3 separate regions of the Mus musculus genome follow, and all the other regions are linked to region 2. Evidence: chromatin loops called from intact Hi-C (ENCODE). Cell type or tissue: heart. All regions are shown on one strand. Region 1 overlaps Ccl7 (chemokine (C-C motif) ligand 7). Region 2 overlaps Ccl1 (chemokine (C-C motif) ligand 1). Region 3 overlaps Gm11419 (a long non-coding RNA gene).

The links. Hi-C counts contacts between places; a loop is a spot of excess contacts. Peaks named below come from ENCODE experiments on the same cell type or tissue, not always from the same donor. Only the 100,000 strongest peaks of a DNase experiment are listed, where the experiment ranks them.
Region 1: it touches region 2 in a loop (7-fold over the local background); 34 of 42 quality-filtered maps call a loop at or near these places.
Region 3: it touches region 2 in a loop (11-fold over the local background); 39 of 42 quality-filtered maps call a loop at or near these places.

The regions. Positions count from the first base shown.
Region 1 is chr11:82,047,293-82,049,792 of GRCm38, forward strand. Ccl7 (chemokine (C-C motif) ligand 7) reads left to right here. Exons shown (of 3, transcript NM_013654.3): 3 at 1-233. Among named protein-coding and RNA genes, the nearest start is that of Ccl7, 2.8 kb to the left of the region's middle. In heart, a CTCF peak has its summit at 948 (motif pointing right); a DNase peak (open chromatin) is centred at 919.
Region 2 is chr11:82,176,766-82,179,265 of GRCm38, forward strand. Ccl1 (chemokine (C-C motif) ligand 1) reads right to left here. Exons shown (of 3, transcript NM_011329.3): 2 at 1,254-1,368; 3 at 1-146. The coding sequence ends at 59. Among named protein-coding and RNA genes, the nearest start is that of Ccl1, 1.8 kb to the right of the region's middle. In heart, a CTCF peak has its summit at 1,175 (motif pointing left); a DNase peak (open chromatin) is centred at 1,186; H3K27me3 peaks cover 912 bases.
Region 3 is chr11:81,995,386-81,997,885 of GRCm38, forward strand. Gm11419 (a long non-coding RNA gene) reads left to right here. Exons shown (of 6, transcript XR_003949730.1): 6 at 1-395. Among named protein-coding and RNA genes, the nearest start is that of Gm31522, 9.5 kb to the left of the region's middle. In heart, a CTCF peak has its summit at 961 (motif pointing right); a DNase peak (open chromatin) is centred at 1,026; H3K27me3 peaks cover 622 bases.

The sequences.
Region 1 (2,500 bases), 130 kb before region 2:
GATTTGAATGTAAAGCTCTGGAGACCTCATGTCACTTTAACGTTGTGTTAGCTGCAGAATTCTCCCCCTTTCCCCATTTTTACTTTGTTCTTGTATTATGAAGGGACTTTGCAAGAATCAGTGCAAAGATTTTATTTAAAAACTTTTAGGATAAAATCATAATGTTATGATACTGTGTGGTTTTTAAATGTATGACTACTGAAGTTTCATATAAAATGTATTTTTGCACAAAATTCAATCTCTGATGCTGTCTTTTAAAGGAACAAACTAAGCTGGAGGGGTGAACAGGGTGGCAAGAAGTAGGGTGTGGGTACAGAGGGAGGGGAGGGGGCCAGACATGGTAACCCTGGGTATTAGCTTAGACTGAGCTTAGTTGTCAAAGACAGACAGGCTGAAGCTAGAAAAAGCCAGGTCTACAGTTTTGTCTCTGACAAGCTGACACCAGCTTTAGCCACTTTACCAGGCACTGTTTTGGTTTCCAAAGCCGTGGCTTTTCACACAATCTCTGATTGCACCAGATTCCTATTTGTCTGGTCTCCTCACAGACCCCCAAGTCCCTCCAGTCCAGAATATTAAAATACATCTCTGGCTTTGATAATGGAGATGCCAGGCCAATGTGACCTGGCAAATTCCCTTCCACATCTGGCAGCCACATGAGTGTTCAAACAGTTCCATCTCTGTTAATCAGAAAGGGCAGGAAGGTGAAGATCATGGCCCCAGCACAAGATTCTAAGAGATCCCTGGATCTTCCAGCTGAGCCTCCATTAAAGCCTCAGGTTGAAACATAAGGTGTCAGAAGAGAGTGGACACCGTAGTGGCAAACAAACAGTACACCAGTGACCACGCACTGATGCTCCAGCCAGATCTAACAGAGCTTCCTGCCTTTCATGCAGCCTCCGGGGTGTCAGGCCTCATCTCCGCAACAAGCAGATTTTCCAAAACAGCCACCAGGAGGCAGACTAGCATCACCCAAACTATCCTCTTCCTGTCACATGCTTCATCTTAGAGCCATGAAAGTAGCGTCAGATAGAAAAGAATACAGGTTATACAGGTCAATGTTAAGCAGAGAATCAGTGACTTTATTACAGTTCAGAGAGGAGGAGCTCCCTGTGCCCAAGGCCAAAGAAACTCCTCCTCTTCCTTTTCTTCTTCTTCTTTCTCTTTGCATTTCTTTCTTACACTGTTGGTCTCCTTGCTTTTTTTCTTTCTAGTCTTTTTTTAAACCAAGTGCCCATGTTGTCCTATAATTCAATATGCAAAGAATGATCTTGAATTTTCATCCTTCAGCCTCTATCTCCAGAGTGAGGGAACAGGTGCGTGCCCCTATACACAATTTTTGAAGAACTGGGGACCAAATTTAAGTCTTAGTGCATGCTAGGCAAGCACTCTACTCAACTAGTGAGATGCACTACCAGCCTAGTTCCCCATTTTAAAGAATTTAAATCTTGTTTGTCTTCATCTATGTCCAGGGCCCTTTGGCAAGAATAATTAAAGAGAAATCCAAAATTATGACCAGAAACAGAGGGTGATCCCTAGCTCAGCATCAGTGGTCTGTGGAATTCAAAGACTAGATGGGTTATACCACTAATGTATGAGTTATAGCACTAGCTGTCTTAAGTAGTCACTAACCTGACAGACATGTTTCTTTAAGTGAGAGGGTATAGTAGAGCCATGCAGGCACCAGCCTCATGTAGACACTAAAAGTAAAAACAAAATGAACACATTTTACATCTGGGAGCATATCCATCAAAGATGCCCAACTATTGCCACCAAATTTGTTGGGAGTGTAGGGTGGCAAAAATGTCCCTTTTGCCCTTTAAGGAGTTACCCTTCAGGTCTGGGGATTATTGCTAAGAAAAACTTTAAGGGTTCCTCATATTTTTTTTCTTTCTATATTACAGGACTTCTTCTGTGATCTCTGGATTAGACCTAAAGGGTGTCATTTGCTTGATTAACACACAGACAACTGTGATGATCCTGTGCCCCCATTAAAACCCAAAGGAGTGCATCGTGATGATGCACAGCTATACTCCAGCATTTAGGAAACTGATGCAGGATCGCTATAAGTTCATGGCCATTTGGGCTACACAGTGAGTTACATAGCATTGGGATACATATTTTACTGTGGGAGGGCAAAACCCTGTCCCTCCCACAGTAAAATAAATTAAATATAAAACTGCAACAAGTAACATTCAGCAGACTTCTGACAGCAGATGGAACGAGCTGGTGCCTGAGGTTGGAAAGATGGAGGCCCATGTTCCAAAGCACCAAAGCTGTCAGGTCCTGTCTACAGAAATCTTCGCTCCAAAGGGAAACTTTACAAAAATGTGCATTGATGGTGTGCTGGTTGCTTCTGTCTGCATCTGTCAAGTTATCACTGTAAGGAAAACAGTTTAGGAAAGAACTGGATGTCCTTTAACATACGAATAAAATCCACAAATTCAAGATTTATACTGCAGGAAATACAATCTGTGTGTTGGTACAACTCTCTCTGTCTCTG
Region 2 (2,500 bases):
CTGAGGGAAACTGCAGTCTCTGGTGCTGGGATGGGAAGGTGGCTCATCTTCACCCCGGTTAGCAGGGGTTCACCTTCTTCAGGTGATTTTGAACCCACGTTTTGTTAGTTGAGGCGCAGCTTTCTCTACCTTTGTTCAGCCTGAATCTGTGAACAGAAGACACGGACAAGGACCTTGGTCACTCACTGGAATCTGTAACAGTCTTCTCTGCTTCTGTGAGACCAGGGACCCCTGAACTCCTGACTCTGTAAATGAAGAAATTTTACAAGATCTGAAGCTGGCGTGCCTGTGTTACATTGGAAGCTTATTAATGGGGACCCCTGAAGCCTACCGTGGAGACTAGAATTCCCTTTGTGGTACAGAGCACAGGAGCTGGCGGACAGTCTGATGTGTAGCTAGGACGAAACGTCCCAATCCTAGAACAACTCCTTGCTCCAGGTTTGAATATTTGTGTGTCTGCCTGGGGCCTACTGTGTGTGTGTGTGTGTGTGTGTGTGTGTGTGTGTGTGTGTGTGTTTGTAGGGTCTGAGATGTGTGGGGTATGTGTGTGTGTTAGTGTGGTATGTGTGTTTCTGTGATATAGGGGGTGTATGTGGGGATGTATGTGGGGGGTGTGGTATGTGTGTTTGTGTAGTGGGTGGTGTGTGTTTGTGTGGTGTGTGTGATATGTATATGTGGTGTGTGTGTTTGTATAGTGTGTGTGTGTGTGTGTGTGTGTGTGTGTGTGTGTGTGTGTGTGTGTGTGTTTCATGGTATATAGACATGTGTGGTGGCCAGGGGTCGGTGGTTATGAAATCTTCCTTAGTGGATTGTTTGTCCTACATTTCGAGGTAAGATCTCCCACAGAACTTTGTTAGGGCCAGCAAGCACACAGGCTATGCCTGCCTCTGCCTCATCTAGCACTGGGGTTACAAACTCACACCATCCTGCTGGGAATATGAACTCAAATCACCGTGTTTGAGCAGCCAAACTACCCACTGAGCCAACGCTCCAGCCTTGTCTGTTGTGCTTTTATTAAACATTTCTTCCTGGCTATATAGCTTGGGATCTAATCATAGGCACTTTGGGGTTCAAGCAAATAAATCAGGACCCCCCCCCCCTTCCTGGGAAGCCCCACGCCCCCTAGTGTCACTCTACACCTTAGATTGCCTGGTTGGGTTTAGACTCCCTTTTCTTGTGGAACAGCGCCATCTAGTGTGTACTATTCTCAATTCCGTCAATATTATCTCTCCCCTGGCTAGTGGCTCACTCACACCACAGCTGGGGGATCAGGACAGGAGGAGCCCATCTTTCTGTAACACTGGATAAACTTCAGGGGAAGCTCTTTCTTCAAGGTGTTCAAGCAGCAGCTATTGGAGACCGTAAGCACTAGAAGAAAAGCACAAAAAAAGACCATTCATTAGCAACCATAGCCTCTCACCCACAACAGAATTAAAAAGCAAAACCAGCCAAGTCCTTCCTAGGACAGACTCAAGCATGGAGACCACATCCCGAGGGCTGCAGTGCAGCTCTGTCTCAGCAGCAACACATTTCTAGGATGGAGACAACAATCATAAGACTGGGGAGGGGCGTCAGATGTGAGCACCCTACAAACCAGCAGGTGGTGGGGACAGAAACCACAAGCCTGCCTGAGCCATGGCTCAGCACACACTCCTGCACATACGGTGAGACTCTTCCTACCACATATACAAACCCCTTCAGTCCCAGTCTCCCAGCACAAGTGCGTGGCTCTGTGTACTGTGCTAGTACTTAAGCTCGGGGCTCTGGCCTCACATCCTAGAGGACCTGTTATCCCATCGCATGCAGGACATTGTAGTTCTTGGTTCACAGACATGGGGCTGGGTGAGGAACTCCACAAGGGCTCAGAAGGAAAAGGGGGTATTCCCAAAAAGTGGCTGGTCCACTCGCCCACACAATCTTCCACATTCCCATCCTTGGCCCTCCCCTCTTTCAGGGACCAGTAACCCCCAGTCTGCTGATTTGTACGCTCTCCTCCCACATCCCACCTTCAACATCCCTGTGTTCTAACCCTGGATCCTTCCTGTCTCGCTGTTCACAGAAACTTGCAGGTCCCCTGACCTCAGGTTGGTATTTTCCGAACAATCTAGAACATGGATTCCAGTTTATCCATACAGAAAACATCTTTAAGAGATATAATAGTTATCTGGCTGTTCACTCCTGTGGTCCTTCCTTCAGCCCCTGCCTGTCATCTGTCACACTGGAAATCAGTCTTAGTCCCTCCTCTGGACTTCAGGGATCCTAATTTGTTTTAAACAACCCCATAGGCCCTTCCAGTTGTCTGTAGGGTGAGGATCAAAATTATCTTCCACACACTAAAGCCACTTCATCTAGAAGGAGGAGGATGAAGAGGAGGAGGAGGAGGAGGAGGAGGAGAAAGGAGAAAGGAGAAAGGAGAAAGGAGAAGGGAGAAGGGAGAAGGGAGAAAGGAGGATGAGGAGGAAGAGAAAGGAGAAGGGAGAAAGGAGGAGAAGGAGAAGGA
Region 3 (2,500 bases), 180 kb before region 2:
AAAATATTTGTGGCAGCATTATTTATAACAGCTCCAAACTCGGAAGCAATGTAGACACAGATCAACAGTAACATGAGGAAGGAAACCATAGTACACTCTCAGAGCAGAATATTATATGGCAAGGGACAGGAACACTGAAAGGTTATATTCAACAATGCACACACTCAATTTGACAAAACTAGAAGCACCTGAGAAACATCTTAATTGAGGAACTATCTAAATCACAATGGCCACTGGGCATCCCTGTGGGGGGGGACTTATTTGATTGCTAAGTGATGTAGGAAGACTCAGCCTGTTGTGGGTGGCATTATTTCATGGGCTGAGACATGAACTGTGTAAGGATGAAGAAAGCTAGCAGCCTGTGAGTAACCTAGCAAGCAGACATGAAGGGCATACTTGGCTCTCTGTTTTTTTTTTTTTTTTTTTGGTTTTTTTTTTTTTTTTTTGGCCTGTGGATGTCATGCCTAAGTTCCTGCCTTAATTTCTCTGCAATTGTGAGCTGTAACTTGGAATCATTGGCCAATAAACTCTTCTTCTCTATTGTCTTTTGGTCAGGATTCTTTACCACTGCAGTAGAAAACGAAACTAAGACACCATTCAATGTTGGTGAAGATGAGATAAAATGATGGGGATATTAACTGGTACTTTATTTCTGAGAGATGTTAGTATATACACATGCATGTACGCATGCGCACGGGGGTGGGGGGAGGGAGGGAGGGAAGGAGGGAGAGAGAGAGAGAGAAGCTAGGAAACTCCACTTTTATGATTTATTTTTAGGGAAAGAATCAGATATTTTAAAGAGATGTGCAAAAGAAGAGTAATCAAGGTATTATGTGTAATAAAAAAGAAGCAAGACCAGCCAAATGTGAATTCTTCCTCCTTGAGATCTCTAGAAAGCTCTTCTGTAACTAATCTCTTCTACCATAAGGTGGCACCGGAGAGCACACAGAGCTGTCATGCCTATCCAGGCCACCAGGGGGCAGCAAGGCCCCACCAACTTCTGCTCCCAGACTCCACAGAGCCTTCCCTTGCCTCTTTCCTCCAGTTGTGGCTGTTGTCAGCCCAGACACCTGCCTGGCAGAAAAGGGAGACTTAAATGAAAGAGGATGGGAATTCACCCAAGTCCTCCGTACACAACAAGCACCGCTCTCCAGGTTTAATAAGCCGTATCTCATTACCTCTTAACCCCACATCATGGGCATGATTTCTCATCAAGTTAAACAAGCAGGCTCTGAGGAGGACACGCTTCCCATCGCTGAGCTCTAAGTAATAGAGACACGGTTTAAATCCAATCTTTCCGCTATAATGCTGCCCAGACCTGAAGCCCCAAATGCCCTGAGTGTAGTGTGCCAGGGTGTGAGTGGAAACAGTTTCTACTTCACCTGCTTTTTGCTTGTTAACTCTTCCTGACTAGACGAGGCAGAGACTGTAATGCGCTTTAAAGGTAGGGAAGCTGGGTGGGAAGCTAACAAACCTGCAAAGAGCCCACTGTTGGCAGAGCTGGAGCCACTGCTGGAATCAGGGTCTGGCTTCCAATCTTGGAATTCAACCTCTGAACAGATATAGGGAGCTTATTGGGGGTTTGTGAGATGGTAGGGGTTAGGACTGTAGAAGAAGTGTCAGACAGTACTTCTAGCCCCATGCCTACTCCCATGGTACCAAATAATGTCCTCCTTTTTCTCCTTGCCCCTTGGGACTCCCAGGGGTTTCAAAAACTCCAAAAAAATCCATCAGATACTCCCAAGGCTTCTAACACCCGTAACTCTCCACTTGTGTGACCAGGCAGCCCTTGCTGAGTATCTCCTAAATGCCAGACTTTAATTGCAGAAGCACATGCCCTCAAAGTGGAGGCGAGTGGCTTTGTAAAGCCAAATGAAAAGAAAGCCACAGAGGGCAGCCTTGGGTGACTAAGCACCATATGACTGGCACAGAATTTCTGCCCGGGTCAGCAAGGACTTCCTGAAGTTGGGGAAGGGGCTCTCTCTGTGCCTTGGAAGAAAGTATGGCTTGAAACGCGGAGAGAGATTGGGGTACAGCCTTGGCATGAGTGGGGTGCTTCTGTGAGAATAAGGAGGTGGCCAGGCTGGAAGGAGGGGGTCCTAGAGAGATGGTTTGAGTTGGGCCCCAGTGAATTGGAGCATATTATGAGATTCTCAGGCCCCACTAATTTTATAAGCAGGTGGCTCCTGGTGGCTCCAAGCCACTCGAGGGAGGGAAGAATCTGAGAGTCCATGGGAGCCATCTCTGGGAAAGATTGTTGCAAGCTGGTGTGAAGGAGAAGGATGAATGGCCCCTGTTGGGGTGGAGAGGTAGGCACCTGGGTTGCCAGCAGGTCTCCCTGTAAAGGAAGCTACACGGGTAGTCTGTGACAGCATCTTACTTTCTCTTAGGCCCTGGAAGGTCTGTGCAAGGACCACCTCCAAGATGGTCTGTAGGAGTGTCAGTTGAGGATGTTAAGGTCCCTGGACTCAGACCAAAAGAGATAGGAGTTACACTGCCT